2 separate regions of the Homo sapiens genome follow, and region 2 is linked to region 1. Evidence: read pairs that join two places in POLR2A ChIA-PET (ENCODE). Cell type or tissue: Panc1. All regions are shown on one strand. Each heading gives the region's core, and the rest is flanking DNA. Links, peaks and the distances in the headings are about the cores only. Region 1 overlaps SUCLG2 (succinate-CoA ligase GDP-forming subunit beta). Region 2 overlaps SUCLG2-DT (SUCLG2 divergent transcript).

The links. Peaks named below come from ENCODE experiments on the same cell type or tissue, not always from the same donor. Only the 100,000 strongest peaks of a DNase experiment are listed, where the experiment ranks them.
Region 2: POLR2A ChIA-PET joins it to region 1 with 6 read pairs; 1 of 35 experiments calls an interaction of 5 or more read pairs at or near these places.

What each region holds. Positions count from the first base shown.
Region 1 is chr3:67,634,205-67,637,126 of GRCh38, reverse strand. The region is part of intron 1 of SUCLG2 (succinate-CoA ligase GDP-forming subunit beta); the gene reads left to right. Among named protein-coding and RNA genes, the nearest start is that of SUCLG2, 19 kb to the left of the region's middle. In Panc1, for the core only: no CTCF peak of the experiment used is centred there; DNase peaks (open chromatin) are centred at 1,008 and 1,676.
Region 2 is chr3:67,781,953-67,784,874 of GRCh38, reverse strand. The region is part of intron 3 of SUCLG2-DT (SUCLG2 divergent transcript); the gene reads right to left. Among named protein-coding and RNA genes, the nearest start is that of SUCLG2-DT, 130 kb to the right of the region's middle. In Panc1, for the core only: no CTCF peak of the experiment used is centred there; a DNase peak (open chromatin) is centred at 1,184.

The DNA.
Region 1 (2,922 bases), core at 193-2,692:
TCCTTATTCTTCTCAAGTCCTATAACCTTATACTTGATTCTGGCTTGTGAATACCTGAGACTGAGCTGCCCCTCTCTCTTCCTGTCGTAGACATCAATAATCACTCATGATGCTGTTCTGAGTGATTATTGATGTCTACCATGACAAAGCCTTGAGGTCTTACTTTCTACAGCTCCCTGGGCAGCCATTTCCAGCTGGTCAGAGTTAAGAGGCTCTGCCATCCCTGGTCTGGATGTTGTCTGTTTTGGGTCTGAACGTTTATATCCTCCACCAGGATCTCTGAGTAAGTTACATTATCAGCTGATTCTAAAAAAAAAAAAAAGATACTGCCAGCCAGGCATGGTGGCTCACACCTGTAATCTCAGAACTTTGGGAGGCCGAGGTGGGCAGATCACGAGGTCAGGAGATTAAGACCATCTTGGCTAACACGGTGAAACCCCGTCTCTACTAAAAATAGAAAAAAAATTAGCCAGGTGGCTGGGTGCAGTGGCTCACGCCTGTAATCCCAGCACTTTGGGAGGCCGAGGCAGGTGGATCACGAGGTCAGGAGATCGAGACCATCCTGGCTAACACGGTGAAACCCCGTCTCTACTAAAAACACAAAAAATTAGCCGGGTGCAGTGGCGGGCGCCTGTAGTCCCAGCTACTCGGGAGGCTGAGGCAGGAGAATGGAATGAACCCGGGAGGCAGAGCTTGCAGTGAGCCGAGATCCTGCCACTGCACTCCAGTCTGGGTGACAGAGCAAGACTCTGTCTCAAAAAAAAAAAAAAAAAGGATTCTGCCTTGGTGTCCATTTTCCTACCTCTTTGAATGAGAATCTTCTCCTTTTCTAGACCCTTTCTATTACCATACTTTGTGTGTGTTTTCATAGCTCTCAGGCTGTCTGCATAGTTTGTTCATCCCAAACAAGCTCCTGGACTTATTCTTTGGCCAGTCTTTACCCATTTCTTTGGAGTTTCTGCTTGGAAGTGACTTCCTCTCCTAAGGTGAAGACTCTTTGTCATTTAATAGGATGAACTTTCAAAGTATTGTCCCTGTTCATGAGTTAGTGTTCCCTGGCTATGTGGAATAGAAAAGAACATCTCCGCTTGAGCTTGAATCCCTCTGGAATATGTGTCATTGACAGATCCTATTTCCTGTGTGACCATGTAAGCTCTTAACAGACTGGGCTTTGCATAGCTAGTAACTATCTGCTTTGGAGAAAATATAAAACAAGTACTTGAAGGTTTTGGAAAGTGCCAAAGGCTGGGAGACCCTGGAGGGGAGTCGAAACTGGAAGGAGGGGAGTTGAAATGGGAAACAAAAGGCCTGCTTTGAGTTTCCAGTTTTTACTTCCAGCTTTTACTTCCAGCTTTTTGGTCTTGATGACAGGGTGCAATGGTGGCTAAACTCCGGTAGAAAACCTGTAGTCTTTTTGCACTGGAGAACTGAAGGACAGAGTTCAGGATCCCTAAGCAGCGGGAAACTGGGGGTGGGAGGGTGTCTCAGAAAGGAGAGAGTCAGAGAGGAGGAGTCCTGGATTCTGTGTATAAACTGACCAAATCAGAAGGTATTTCATGAACAACACATGCATAAGGCTGACTGTAAGTGGCCCAGCTAAAGTAAAAAAGAACTAAAGTAAGACTTGAGCTGCTGCCCAAGAGACAGAGTTTGCAGTTTGAGTCTGAATATGTGTCACCCATGAATCACTCTTCACTGGGATCTCAGCTTTTTTCACTTATGTCTGATACACACAATGTAAATATTCTCTTTTCCCACTGTTCAGTTGCCTGTCTCAGTTTCATATGCTTAGTTCACAGTTGTTGGGCTTTGAAAGGCAGGCAAGAGGTCTGAAAAACTGATAACCAGTGCAAAGCCTCAGCCAAGGCAGGAATTTGATATGAATTTTTAAGGGTGATGGTTCTGCCACAGTTCCTACCTCTTTTGCACAATTACTGGTGTGTCATGAAGATTTTCGTCATGTATTTGAATGTCCTAGGTCACTTCATGTTGTTTTGCTGGCTCTTCATGATGATGTTGGAAGCAGTGTTGAATATCGCAAAAATCATAGTATAATAGATGAGAATAGCTGATATTTTCTGAGCTCTCCTTACGTGACAGATGCCCTAAGCACTTTACTCATCCTATTCTCCTAGCAATCCTGTTTATTATTCTTGTTTTACAGTTGAGGATTAAAGGCACAGAGTGGTTGAATGCACAGCTATTAAGTAGTAAAGCCAGGAACTAATAGGAAAAGGAAGATTGGTTAGTATGACATATACACACGTGCACATTCTCAAACATGTGGTTAGAATTGGAAGACAGGTATTGTCTGCACTGAGTTTCAGCAGATTCCTGAGGAAGATAAATATGAAAAATACCATTTTCATGATACTGTGCCCTGTCAAGTTTACTGGCATGAACTTGGCAGGGAAAAGACTAAGAAATACTAATGAGAGCCCAAAGATTGAATGAACCTTTAGTTAAAGAGATAAATAGTGACTGAGTAGTTTGCTTATCCAGATGAGTTAGATTCTGTAGGCAATGGTTTACTGACTCTTGTAGCTAGAATACTGCTGAAATTTTCATTCATATTGAGGAGCAAATTATTAAGTATAGTTAATTAGAATGAAATGATGAAAATAAACTTTATAAGATAACTAATAGTTGACTTTGTTTGCACCAGAATTCTTGAAATCTGCTCCAAAAGAAGCATATACTCTTAAAAAAATTTTTTTTAAATTTTAATATAATTTTACAAATTGAGAGTGGGTCTTGCTCAAGCAATCCTCCTGCCTCGGCCTCCCAAAGTGCTGGGATTATAGGTGTGAGCCACTGTGCCCAGCTGAAGAGTCCTACAGACTCTTGATAGTAACCTTGGTGATGGTAGTGGTCCTGGTGAAGAGTTAGCAAAGGAAAGAGAATTCCCTGCCTGTTGTGGCA
Region 2 (2,922 bases), core at 124-2,623, 150 kb before region 1:
ACTTTATGAAAAATCACTTCACCTTTCTAAGCCTGTTTCCTCATGTATTTACGTGACTGTTTTACACAAGATTATTTTTGTTTGAAGTCAAGACCTTATATATCAAAATTAGCAGAAATCCCAGCACATAGCAGAAACTCAATAAATGATGGCATAATTAAAATATGATTATAATTATGATTATTATATTTGTGTACCTTAAGCCACTCTACCTCTACTACCCATCCTCCTAATTCTTCCCCTGCCCCCAGCAGTCAGTAATGAATCACGGTAGATAGAGAAGTCATAGGTGAAACTGGGCATTTAGAATTCCTTAGCATGGAAATTAATAAAAATTTTGAATTTGTTTCATAGTAGTCTAATGAATATATGTGGTTAAACTTGATGACCTAACCTCCCTCATTTATAAATTGGAGATCTAAAAAAATACCTTCTTTGAAGGCTGATTTTGAGAACTGTATATAATGTATGTAATTTAGCACAGATCCTGGCACATGGTAGAAACTCAAAATGGTGGCTATAACTGTAAATATCATAATTAATTATATGTGCTTATTGTTCTCAAAATGAAAACAATAACTAAAATGTATCTTTCATTCCAAAGAGTCCTGATAGGATGTAAAGAAAGTGTCAGCATTCTCCCATTTCCTTGCAGCCCATGACACTCTGCCCACGTTGGTACTGCTAGGACATCAAAGCATGTCTGGGAAAGCTAACACCTTAAAGGAGAGCATCTAGCAACTCTAGATGGAATGTGCTGTAGACAGCTGTAAGTACACAAGAATCCAGGCACAAAGCAGCCTGCGTAACTCACTGTGAATTAGATTTTTGATTCTTTATATTTCCCCTTTAATCCCCATGACTTTGGTTTTAAGTAGCATTGGGTCATGTGGAATTTTAACAAAGGCTTCTCTGAAAATCCAAAAGAACGATCCTCTCTCTTATTGTGTAGCCTTTTTTATGACCTTGTTACATAGACAGGTTTAGTTAAACAAGATTTTCTCTTCTTCAGATTAGTTCAGAACATACTTTATTTTTTGTGTCTTGGCAAGGTTTCTAAAATCCTTCCCACACTGGGATTCATTTAGCCCAGCTAAGATTCCACAAACAGAAGATAAACTACAATGTTTAAAAAGACAGACAGGGAATGTAAACTGGTCTGGCCATTTTGGAAAACAGCTTGGCAATTTCTTAAACAAAAACAAAACAAAACTAAAACTAAACATGCAACCACAATAACACCCAGCAGTTGCACTCCTGGAGACACTTCCTAGAGAAATTAAAATTTATGTTTACCAAAACAAAAACCCATACACAAATATTCATAGCAGTTTTATTTACAATAGCTAAAAACTGGAATCAGCCCAGATGTTCAACACATGAATGATTAAACAAACTGTGACAAGTACATTCCATGGAATACTACTCAGCAATAAAAGAAACAAACTATTGATACAAGCAAGAACTTAGATGAATTTCAGAAAATTATGTTGAGTGAAAAAAGCTAATCCCAAAAGGCTACATAGCACTGTTAATTTCATTTATGTAACATTTTGAAATATGAAAAATAATTTAGATGGAGGTAGATGAGTAGTTGGCAGGAGTTAGGGGATGGGGAGTGGGGGTTGGAGAAGGAGGGTGGCAAGCAGGAGGTGAGTGTGGATATAAAAAGGCAACAAGAGGATCCTTGTGGTGTTGGAACTGTTAGTATCATTACTGTGGCAGTGGATACAAGAACCTGCACGTAATAAAACGGTATAAAATTTAATACACACAAATACACACACACACATAAGTATAAATAAAACTTGGAAAATCTGAATAAGATTGCTGAATTTTATCATGGTCAATATCCTAGTTCTTATAATTTTGACAAGCGTAACCATTGGGAGAAACTGGGCAAAAGGTACCTAGGAGCTTTCTGTATTATTTTTTACAGCTGTATCTTATCTACAGTATCACACAAAGTTTTATTTTCAATTAAAAAATAAACTAAATAAAGCCACTGGAAGAAGCAAAAGGAAAAAATATTTTCTATGTTATCATTGAAAAAAATTATGAAGTTCAAACCTCCAGAAAATTATTGAGTTATTACATAGTGATTGCTTAAACTCTCTTCAGCTGAACAAAGAGAGAACTTACCTCCTGAAAGAAAGGCCAGGCATAGTGTTTCACACTTGTAACCCCAGCACTTTGGGAGGTTGAGGTAGGGGGATCACTTGAGGTCAGGAGTTTGAGACCAACCTGGCCAACATTGTGAAACCCCATCTCTACTAAAAATACAACTATTTGCTGGCTGTGGTGACAGGCTCCTCCTGTAATCCCATAATCCCAGCTACTCAGGAGGTTGAGGCAGGAGACTCACTTGAACCTGGGAGGCAGAGGTTGCAGTGAGCTGGGCAACACAGTGAGACTCTATCTAAAAAAAAAAAAAAAAAAAAAAAAAACCTCCTGGAAGTATTAATAATATTTCCTAAATCTGAAAAAATTCTTCCTAAAAGAAATGGAATCCCTTTAAAAAAAAAAAAAAAACACTATATCTGTTGGTCTTACAGAACAACTCTAAGTCCTCAGACACATGGGAGCACTCCAAAATCATGGAGAGCTATATATTTTACCCTGAGCTTGATTTTTATTGTGATAAATACTGTATTCTTGGTTATTTTTCTTCATATGTCATGTTTTTGTGCTTCCCCCTGATTCTAAACAGTTCTTCTCTAAACACATTTCAATGTCACCAATTTCTTTCTTAAAGTGATTGTAGTGTTCTAAGTGTGATATAAACAGAGAGGCAGGATTGCTGGCAAGATGGCCAAACAGGAACAGCTGTGGTCAGCAGCTCCGAGCGAGATCAAAACAGAAGGCGGGCGATTTCTGCATTTCCAACTGAGGTATCCAGTTCATCTCATTGGGACTGGCTGG